2 separate regions of the Homo sapiens genome follow, and region 1 is linked to region 2. A link is an interaction called in ENCODE POLR2A ChIA-PET data of the cell type or tissue named here. Cell type or tissue: K562. All regions are shown on one strand. Each heading gives the region's core, and the rest is flanking DNA. Links, peaks and the distances in the headings are about the cores only. Region 1 has its middle 75 kb from the start of NKAIN1. Region 2 overlaps MATN1-AS1 (MATN1 antisense RNA 1).

Region 1 (5,371 bases), core at 153-5,152, 440 kb before region 2:
ATTTTCAGAATGCTGAAATTGCCAGCACTGTGCTAAGCACTGTGATTAGACTGTCCAATTTAATCCTCACAATGACCCAAAGAGGTAGATACTATTATTATCTGCAGTTCATAACTGAGGAAACTGAGACTCCGAGAGGTCAAGTACCATGTCCAAGGTCACACAGTAAGTTGTAGGGCTAGGACCTAAATCAAGATCTTTCTGACGTAAAATCCTGTGCTTTTAACCTCTGCACTGTACTACATCTACATTGGTAAGTGGCCCTGTGGCCTCAATTTGCACAACTGAAGTGACAGAAAGCCTGCCACCTCTCTGGCAAGGACACAGAGGCTGTGGGGTCTTTCACAAACATCCCAGTCCTGGAAAAGCCACCAGCCTAACTGAAGCAAGAGGTCAATAGACGAAAGACACTAACTGTGTTTTTTGGTTTGTTTGTTTGTTTTTTTGTTTTTTGAGATGGAATTTCACTCTAGTTGCTTAGGCTGGAGTGCAATGGTGCGATCTCAGCTCACTGCAACCTCCACCTCTCAGGTTCAGGCTATTCTCCTGCCTCAGCCTCCCGAGTAGCTGGGATTACAGGCACCTACCACTATGCCCAGCTGATTTTTGTATTTTTAGTAGAGACACGGTTTCACCATGCTGGCGAGGCTGGTCTCAAACTCCTAACCTTAGGTGAGCCGCCTGCCTCGGCCTCCCAAAGTGCTGGGGTTACAGGCGTGAGCCACCGCGCCCAGCCCTAACTGTGTTTTAAGCCAGTAAGCATTTACTGAATATACCTTCAATACCATCTGCCCAAAGAGCTCTGGTTAGAGGCAGGACAACCAGCCCTGTTAACAGCACGGCTGGTGGCTGCAGGGGCTACAGGGAGGAGCGACCTCTCCTGGGTGGGGAGTCAGGAGAGGCTTCCTGGTGTGACCCAGAGGGAAGGGCGTGCATTACTTTAGATCAGAGTTTCACAAGCTCAGCAGTGCTGCCATTTGGAGCTGGGTAGTTCCTGGTTGTGAGAGGCCATCCTGTGTTACTGGAGGACGTTTAACAGCATCCCTAGGCTCTAGCCACAACACGCACCCCCCACCCCTGGTTGTGACAACCAAAAATGTCTCCAGACATTGCCAAATGACCCTGGAGGACAACACTCACACTTGAGAACCACTGTTCTAGGCAGAGGAAAGACAGTTAGTAAAGTTACCATGAAGGAAAAGTGAGCCTTTAGATCTTGAGCCTTATTTTTCAAATCTGTAAAATGACATAATATATCAGAGCTACTGTGATAATTAAGGAGAATGTTTATAAGCCACCTGACACATAGTATGTCCCCAATAAACATTAGTTCTTTTCTACTACAGGACAATGACAACCCCTGACCCCTGGTCTTAACAAAAACTAGACTGTGACCTTTGAGCTTCAAACTAGGGCCTCAGTGTCTCTGCCTGTAAAATGGTGTTTGAGTTAAAGTGGAGAATGTAAACTAGATCAGCATTCCCACCTTTTTTTTTTTTTCCTGAGATGGAGTCTCGCTCTGTTACTCAGGCTGGAGTACAGTGGTGCGATCTCGGCTCACTGCAACCTCCCCCTCCTGGGTTCAAGATATTCTCCTGCCTCAGCCTCCCCAGTAGCTGGGATTACAGGTGTCTGCCACCATGCCCAGCTAATTTTTGTATTTTTAGTAGAGACAGGGTTTCGCCGTGTTGGCCAGGCTAGTCTTGAACACCTGACTTTAGATGATCCACCTGCCTCGGCCTCCCAAAGTGCTGGGATTACAGGCATGAACCACTGCACCCGGCCACTCCCACCTTTTTTTTTTTTTTGAGATAGGATTTTGCTCTCTTGCCCAGGTTGGAGTGCAGTGGCACAATCATGGCTCACTGCAGCCTCGACCTCCTGGGCTCAAGTGATCTACCTCAGCCTCCCGAGTAGCTGGAACTACAAGTGTGCACCACCACACCCAGTTAATTTTTTTCTTTCTGTAAAGATGGGGTTTCACCAGGTTTCCCAGGCTGGTCTCGACCTCCTGGGTTCAAGCAATCTTCCCATCTCGGCCTTGTTGTGCTGGGATTACACGCATGAGCCACCTTGCTCAGCTGCTCCCCACTTTCTACCATCCACAACCAGGTCCCATTTTTAAAAACAGAGTATTGGTTAAGAGTTAATTAGTTTTCCATTTGCCAACAACAGCTGTCCCAGCAGCTCTGCTGGGCAGGACACACTATGTGACATCCTAGAGAGCTGATGATAGCCCCCAACAGAGATTCTTCTGTGGGCCTGAGCAACCTCTTCCCATTTAACTATGGGATGGTTCTCTGGATTTCAGAAACATCACACTGGCATGAGGACCCCAGTCTGCCATCACAGGTTACCAAATATTAGATTAAGAACCACAGCTTTGGCTGGGTGTGGTGGCTCACGCTTGTAATCCCAGTACTTTGGGAGGCTGAGGTGGGTAGATCACGAGGTCAGGAGATCGAGACCATCCTGGCTAACACGGTGAAACCCTGTCTCCACTAAAAATACAAAAAATTAGCTGGGCATGGTGGGGGGCACCTGTAGTCCCAGCTACTCCAGAGGCTGAGGCAGGAGAATTGCTTGAACCTGGGAGGTGGAGGTTGCAGTGAGCTGAGATCATGCCACTGCACTCCAGCCTGGGAGACAGTGAGACTCTGTCTCAAAAAAAAAAAAAAGAATCAGAGCTTTAGTGGCCGGGCACAGTGGCTCATGCCTGTAATCCCAGCACTTTGAGAGGCTGAGGTGGGTGGATCACCTGAGGCCAGGAGTTCAAGACCAGCCTCTCCAACATGGCGAAACCCTGTCTCTACTAAAAATACAAAAATTAGCTGGGCATGGTGGCAGATACCTATAATCCCAGCTACTTGGGAGGCTGAGGCACAAGAATCGCTTGAACTCAAGAGGTGGAGGTTTCAGTGAGCCAAGATCATGGCATTGCACTCCAGCCTGGGCAACATGAGCGAAACTCTCTCTCAAAAAAAAAAAAAACACAGCTTGGGCTGGGGGTGGAGGGGTGGGGGTGACTCACACCTGTAATCCCAGCACTTTGGGAGGCTAAGGCGGTCAGATTGCTTAAGTCCAGGAATTCAAGACCAGCCTGGGCAACATGGTGAAACCCTGTCTCTCTGAAAAAATACCAAAAAATTAGCTGGGTGTGGTGGCACATCCCTGTAGTCGGAGCTACTCAGGAGGCTGAGGTGGGAGAATCACCTAAGCCCGGGAGGTTGAGGCTGAAGTGAGCTGAGGTGGTGCCACTGCACTCCAGCCTGGGCAACTGGGGTGAGACCCTGTCTCAAAAAATAATAAAATAAAATAAAATAACCACAGCTTGGTTGGTGATCTGTGACGAGACAGCAGGGGTCCCAAGCCCCCAACACCAGTGCCAACAAGCCCTGCAGCTACTGCTATTTGAATGCCCACTCTGTGCCAGACACTAGGCTGGAGTTTCACATTCGCCGCTGGCTCTTTCACTGATATCCATTTCACAGACAGGAAAACTGAGTTTTGAGCAATGACGTCACCTGCCGATGGACACCAGCTTTTTTTTTTTTTTTTTTGAGACGTAGTCTTGCTTTGTTGCCCAGGCTGGAGTGCAGTGGCGCCATCTCAGCTCACTGCAACCTCCATCTCCCAAGTTCAAGCAATTCTCCTGCCTCATCCTCCCAAGCAGCTGGGACGACAGGCGCATGCCACCACACCCGGCTAACTGTTGCATTTTTAGTAGAGACGGGGTTTCACCATGTTGGCCAAGCTGGTCTCAAACTCCTGACCTCAGGCAATCCACTCGCCTAGGCTTCCCAAAGTTCTGGGATTACAGGTGTAGCCGCCACGCCCGGTCGACACTGACTTTCAAACCCTCTCACCCTCCAGAGCGAACACACCCTGAATGCATCTCTGTCCCCCTCAGTATCCTGCCCTTGTGTCCAGAGAGAGTCCTTGGTGTGACAAGAGGTCTACACAGGTGGGGGGAATAAAACTCTGGGAGCCCAGCAAGGCAGATTGTTGCTGACAGGAGGAAAATAATCAACATTAAACCCTTACCAAGTCCTTACAACATGCCAGATGGACATTAACTCTCTGAATCTTCACAGCATCCTATTTTATAGATGAGGAAACGGAGGCACAGAGAAATTAAGAAAAATAAGGCCAGGCACGGTTTTAATCTCAGCATTTTGGGAGGCTGAGGCAGGAGATCACTTGAGCCCAGGAACTTGAGACTTGCCTAGGCAACATTGCAAAAACCTATCTCTACAAAAATACAAAAATTAGCGCCTGCCCGTAATTTCAGCTTTTGGGGAGCCTAAGGTGGGAGGATCACCTGAGCCCGGGAAAGTCGAGGCTGCGGTGAGCTGTGATCGTGCCACTGCATTCCGGCCTGGGCAACTAAGTGAGATCCTGTCTCAGTGAGAAAAGAAAAATGACACACACACACACACACACACACACACACACACACACACACACACAAAAGAAAAATGACACAGGTGGTAAATTTCCTAGAAAATAACCCGTTTGTTGAGCATCTGGCTGGGCATTTTTCCTAAGTGATATTGTTCAACCTCCCTACTATCTCCAGCAGAGGTATGGCCCGTGTTTACCATCGCTATCTCTTCCCTGTCTACACAATCTTAATCCGACTCAAATATCTCACTCTGCTCTTTCCATCAGAACACCAAAGAGAATGGGTGTCACAGCGACACCTGCTGGCTGGCGCTATATCTCCGCTGCCCCTAGACTTTTGTTTTGTTTTGTTTTCCAAAACGGAGTTTCGCTCTTGTTGCCCAGGCTGGAATGCAGTGGCGCAATCTCGGCTCACTGCAACCTCCGCCTCCCAGGTTCAAGAGGTTCTTCTGCCTCAGCCTCCTGAGTAGCTGGGATTATAGGCGCCTGCCACCACACCCAGCTAATTTTTGTGTTGTTAGTAGAGACAGGGTTTCACCATGTTGGCCAGGCTGGCCTCGAACTCCTGCCCTCAGGTGATCTGCCCACCTCGGCCTCCCAAAGTGCTGGGATTACAGGTGTGAGCCACCGTGCCCAGACTTTTTTTTTTTTAGAAGGAATTTCACGCTATCAGCTGGGCTGGAATGCAGTGGTGCAATCTCAGCTCACTGCAACCTCCGCCTCCCGGGTTCAAGCGATTCTCCTGCCTCAGCCTCTCAAGTAGCTGGGATTACAGGCGCCCGCCATTATGCCCAGCTAATTTTTTTGTATTTTTAGTAGAGACAGGGTTTCACCACATTGGCCAGGCTGGTCTCAAACTCCTGACCTCGTGATTCACCTGCCTCAGCCTCCCAAAGTGCTGGGATTACAGGAGTGAGCCACCACGCCCGGACTTTTTGTTTTTTTCTTTGAGACAGGGTCTCACTAT
Region 2 (5,371 bases), core at 285-5,284:
AGAGACATTGGCCCAGCCTTGCATCCTATCACAAGGAGATTGAAGGGCCATGGCTGCGTGTGTCACAAGGACCAGGAGGCCCTGAACTTCCCGGCGCGACTCTCCCGTCCTTCCCGCCTTCCCCGACTCCCACCTCTGGCCTGGAGCCGAAGAACAGGCTGAGCTGTGTAGTGGGATTGTGCCCTGTGGCCAGGCAGCTGGGAGGGGGCCACCCGAGGGACAGGAAATAGCTGGGTTTGGGGAAGTCCGCATGGCTAGCCAAGCCAAGCGAGCCCACGATCGCCTGGGCAGCCCTCACTGAGGCCCTATCAATGCCCCGTTTGAGGCTCACACAGGGGTCCTTTGACGGGGCTGCGATGGTTTGGACCCACTGACAGCGCCTGTTTGAGCTTCATGCCTGGAAAGGAGCCGGCCCCAGGACAGAGGGGGCTGCTTCCAGGCCTGGGCAGGTGAGGGCAGCCTGGAGTGGTTGTCTCTTGGAGGGAAAAAAGAGCTGGTAAAATTAAACCTGGGGTGCTAAGCGGGGCAACTTCAGGTTTCTCGGGAGCTGTGATGGTAGCAGGAAGGGTCCCCGTAATTGAGTGGGCCCTTCAGTGTGCTGGCTCCACAAAGCTCCCAGTGGCCTCACGCAGCAGGTGCTGGGTGGTGATCATTCCTGAGGTTCAGGGAGGGGCTGCCTCTGCCCACAGTCACGCATTGGCCAAGGGGCAGACCTGGGCTTGGACTTCAGTCCACCCAAATGGACCTGAGCTTGTCTCTCTAGACCTTTCTGGGTAACCTCGCCCTTCCTCTGGGAATTTCTACCTCACAAGGCCCTCATTTAATTCCTATTCCAGGCTCTGAGCCCTCTTGGGAGGGCCCTGGCAGAAGCAGGAGGCCTCAGAGGCAGCAGGGAGCTTTTGGATGTTGCGGACCCTCGGATGGTGGTGCCCAGCTCTGAGCAGAGGATGCGAAACGGGGGATGGCAAAGGATGCATCGCGTTTTGGTGGGGCTAGATTTGCGCTTCCTTGGGGGACATATAATGGGAGGTGCTCAGGAAGCAGCTGGGTCTCTAGGTCTGGAGTTTAGGAGAGCGAGGAGGGAGGCAGGTTGAGATGTGAGTGCTATCTTTGGACATGTGGGTGGGATATCAGGTTGGGCTGGTATCACCCAGGTGTTAACCCATCAGAAGGATGTGCTGCTGCTCCGTGGCCTCCCCAGACAGGCCGGCAGATGAAAGCACACGCCTCCTCACCCTGGATTCCAGTTTGGCTGACCATGCGTGGGGCCTGAGACCAAGATAGCACATGGGAGGTGTCATGAACCACATGTGACACCTCAGATCATGGGGTCTGTGGCCCGAATGGGGCCTGGGCAGGAGGAGCAGCCCAGCTGCACTGCAGGCTCCTGGATGGGGCGATGAGCATGGCCACTTTGCAGGTGAGGAATCTGCCCTGTGACTGTGGGCCCCTCCACATCTCTGCCTGACTTTTGGGAAGACCAGAGATTCATGTCCAATCCGGTACTCTGGCAGTGTCTCCAATTTGCAATGAAACCGTTTAAGTGTCAAGAAAAGCAGTCAGGTTAAAGGAAGTCAGGGGCAGGACCCACCCTCGGGTTCTCCTTGGGTCTTTGGGTGGCAGCAGGGCCTCTGCGGAGGGTATAAGCAGCAGCCACTGTGTGTCTCTGCAGCCACAGGCCTTGCCCGCTGCCCTCCCGGATGGGCTCTCTGGGAACCAGTGCTCACATTCCAGTCTGTCTCCCGGGTCCCAGGAAGAAGTCTCCCTAATTAGCCACCAAGAGCACGCCGATGGTCAGTGGGCATAGCAGAGAGCTGCTGGCACGAGGGAGCCACAGTTCTAAATAAATAAACAACATCCACCTGGGAAACAATTTTGCTGCCATCTCAGTGGCCCAGATAGTCGAACAGAACACTCGCCTGCTGCTTCCTCTGCTCTATGTGCTGGGAGGACATGCGAGGCTGGAAAACAGCTGGGCCAAGGCCTGGAGATGTGACCGGGTATCCTGAGAAAAGGACTTGGGTGCAGGTAGCTTATTTGGGAGGTGATCCCAGGAAATACAGTGAGGGGAAGTGAGGTGGGGACAGGATAAAAGCCAATACAATGTGCATGAATAAGCTGGTCACCTCTGTGGGCAACCGCGGCTCACTCCTGCTGGGGACCTTCTGAGGAACGGCGAGGAGCGTGTCTCAGAACTGTTCAATGGGGGATGGGGACGTTGGGGTCTTCTGATCCCTGCAGGTTGCGGGTTATACCTGGGGATGTTAAATCCCCAGGCTGCCTGGCCCACTGCTTGCGTCCCTGGGAACTGCCTGCAGCTGTAGGTGAGCTGAACCCACAGTGGGCTGAAGGGCCATGGGTTGGGGCATTAACTGGGCCAGCTAGAGTTCCCAGTGCTAAACCTGAGCCCGCTCCTCCAGATGCTCATTTCTTCTTCCAGTGTGATTGATTACAGGGGCCATTCCCCGTGGGAAGCTCTCGCAGTCGCTCCTGGGGTGAGGGCTGACCCTCTGGCCCCGAGAAGGCACGTAGCAGGGGTGGACCTTGTATTTTTAACAACCAGGTGAGTAGCATGGGTGGCCAGGTGTAGATGACCTTTGAGTTTCCTTCAGAGTCTGAGCTTCAGGGTTTCACATTTCCCTACAAATAAAATGGGTCACCATGCATTGAGTGCAAACTCTGATAGGGAGCTAGTGAGAGGGCTGGAGTCTATCTGGGAGGCTCTGAAAACAGGAGAGTGACTCATTCAGTGCTAGAGAAGAGAGGGAGATGGTGGGAGGGGAGGAGAGGGGGAGAAAGGGAAAGACTAGAGAAGAGAGGGAGAGGGAGGGAGGGAAGGAGAGGGAGAGAAAGAGAAAGACTGACAATGGCCTGGAAGGTGGAAGGAAGCTGACAGTGAAGAGCTTTAAATGCCAGCCAAGTCTGAATTTCCATCTAGAGGTGATCCAGTGCTAACAAAGGCTTTCCCCCCGGCAATGGTGACAGAGACTGTCACTGCTAACTAAATGCCATATCCTGGCCCTGGGCATCCAGGTAGAGTCAGGTAATGTGTACTCCTTCTCTGAGGCAGTTAAGAGAGATGCTTGCTGTCTCTCTCTTGTCCACATGGCCTGAGACAAGGACTTGGAAATGGTGGAGGCAGCTTTGGAGAGGGCCTATGTGGGGGGCACCCACCTGGCACTGGACGGTGCTAGGAGAGAGAAGCAAACCCTGTATTAAGCCATTGTGATTTGGGGGGCATGTCTGCTATTGCAACATAGCCTATCCTAGCCTGACTGATAAAAGAAGGCGTTGTAAAAATAATAAGCATTGGCCTGTCACGGTAGCTCACGCCTGTAATCTCAGCGATTTGGGAGGCCAATGTGGGCAGATCACTTGAGCTCAAGAGTTCGAGACTAACCTGGGCAACACGGTGAAACCCTGTCTCTACAAAAAAAAAAAATTCACTGGGCATGGTGGTGAACACCTATGGCCCCAGCTACTCAGGAGGCTGAGGTGGGAAGATCACCTGAAACCGGGAGGTCGAGGCTGCAGTGAGCTGTGATTGTGCCACCGCGCTCCAGCCTGGGTAACAGAGTGAGACCCCATCCTAAAAAAAAAAAAAAAAAAAAAAAAAGGAAAAAACTAAAACAAAAAGCCCAATACGCTTGATGTAGCATTCACTGCATTTCTTCCTTACAACCTTCCTGTGGCATTAGCATTAGGATTCCAATGCTACTGACATGAAACAGGCAGAAAAAGGAGGGATTTACCGGAAGTCACCATGGCTGGCCTGTGACAGAGGGGGACTCAAGCCCAGCTCTCTTTGATTCTAAAGCCGTTTCACTTCACAGGATTCCTCAAAGTCTGTCGTGCATGCCACTGGCAGAAAACAAGAAAATTTTCAGTGATATGTGGATGAAAAAGCTAAATTTAATTAGTTTTGAATTTATTTGAATTTTATATTGAATGAGTGTTTATTGGAATAAATAAATAAACCGTACATCAAACCAGTGATTTCATGGCTATTATTTCTTATAAGGCAGAGAAATTTTTAAGAAGTGAGTTGGTTTAGAGTGAATTAAACAAAAAGATTAAATAAATACTGGTAAAGGCGTATATGGATACTGCCAAACAGCTGATGGTGGGCAAAGAGTGAAGGGGGCAGGCTGCCCCGGCTGATGTTGCATTTGTGTTAGCTAGGTCATTGCGAGATAACCAGGTTTGCTCTTTAGGGAAAGAGCTGATCCTGGGAGCACTGGGGAGGGAGTCCTGTGTGCTTCCCACTGAACCACACTGCCCAGGGGCCTCTCCGTGGATCACAGATGCTCTCTCTTGCATGAAACACTAACGGCTTTAAGTTTCTGGAAGCCCGAGGGATGTGAAAACAGGAGGAGGGAACAGCAGAGCCCTTCACAGCTGCCTGTTTGACTTGTGAGCAACCTTGCAGAAGGCCCCTTCGTGCATTTTTTTTTCCTTCTGGCTCATACCGGACACACTGTTCTCAATTTTGAGTCCTGGGGAAAAATGTTTCACATTTAAAAAACACAAATATTGATTTTCTTTCCTTAATGTATATGCTGAACTTTTAGATCTCCTCTCCACCACCGCCCCCAGGCCTTGCCCCTGTTATAGAATGCCAAAGCTGCCTTTTTTTTTTTTCTGGTGGTGTTCGGGGGGGGACCCATCTCTGTTCCTGAAAAGTTACCTGTAGTGTATTTCTGCAGCTCTGCTAATGAGCGGAGAAGTGACACAGAGAAGGCGCCTGTGTTCTTCCGAGGAGCCCATAGAACTGCCATTCAGAGGTGGAGCTGAAAGGGCTGTTTCATGGGCCAGCTGCTGCCCAGCTAACGGAGCCTTGTGCCCTGAGCCCTGGACACAGCCCTGGCCGTCAGGGGGGTTGGGGTGGGGGGAGCAGTTGGTGAGGAGACCCCAGCTCACGTTCTCCTCGTTCACCTCCAGCATGGCACGAGGACAGCATTGCGTTTCTCACCGCTGGTCACCGTGGATGGCCCTTGTGTGACCCTGGGTGGTTTATAGGGAAATGGAACAGGTTCGTAGTTAGTTTTCATTCATTCCTTCATTTGCTTACCAGAGATCCTGTGCCAGGCACCATGCTGGGTCCCAGGGATTCAGTGGTGACTGAGACGGGCAAGCCCCCTGCTCGGAGGGAGCTCACGTCCTTGGGGAGACAGGTAACACCTTAATTACACCATTTTGGGAAGGGAGAGGCACCACCATCATCACACCTTGCAGCATCTCTGGAGAAGAATTCGACTTCAAAGTTGTAGCAGAAAAAGGAATCAGCAGCTTCAAGTGGTTTTTGGAATTGGGGAGGGCAGTGAATTAGGCACACATGAAATATAAGGGGAAAAAGTCAGAAGGCAATGCT

What was found. Peaks named below come from ENCODE experiments on the same cell type or tissue, not always from the same donor. Only the 100,000 strongest peaks of a DNase experiment are listed, where the experiment ranks them.
Region 1: POLR2A ChIA-PET joins it to region 2 with 7 read pairs; 3 of 35 experiments call an interaction of 5 or more read pairs at or near these places.

The regions. Positions count from the first base shown.
Region 1 is chr1:31,162,189-31,167,559 of GRCh38, reverse strand. No RefSeq gene overlaps it. Among named protein-coding and RNA genes, the nearest start is that of NKAIN1, 75 kb to the left of the region's middle. RefSeq lists enhancers at 183-682, 3,249-3,748. In K562, for the core only: a CTCF peak has its summit at 4,692 (motif pointing left); a DNase peak (open chromatin) is centred at 4,669.
Region 2 is chr1:30,725,368-30,730,738 of GRCh38, reverse strand. It overlaps MATN1-AS1 (MATN1 antisense RNA 1), which reads right to left. Exons shown (of 4, transcript NR_034182.1): 3 at 4,688-5,004; 4 at 3,993-4,496. Among named protein-coding and RNA genes, the nearest start is that of MATN1, 4.5 kb to the right of the region's middle. RefSeq lists enhancers at 137-246, 397-526. In K562, for the core only: no CTCF peak of the experiment used is centred there; a DNase peak (open chromatin) is centred at 2,728.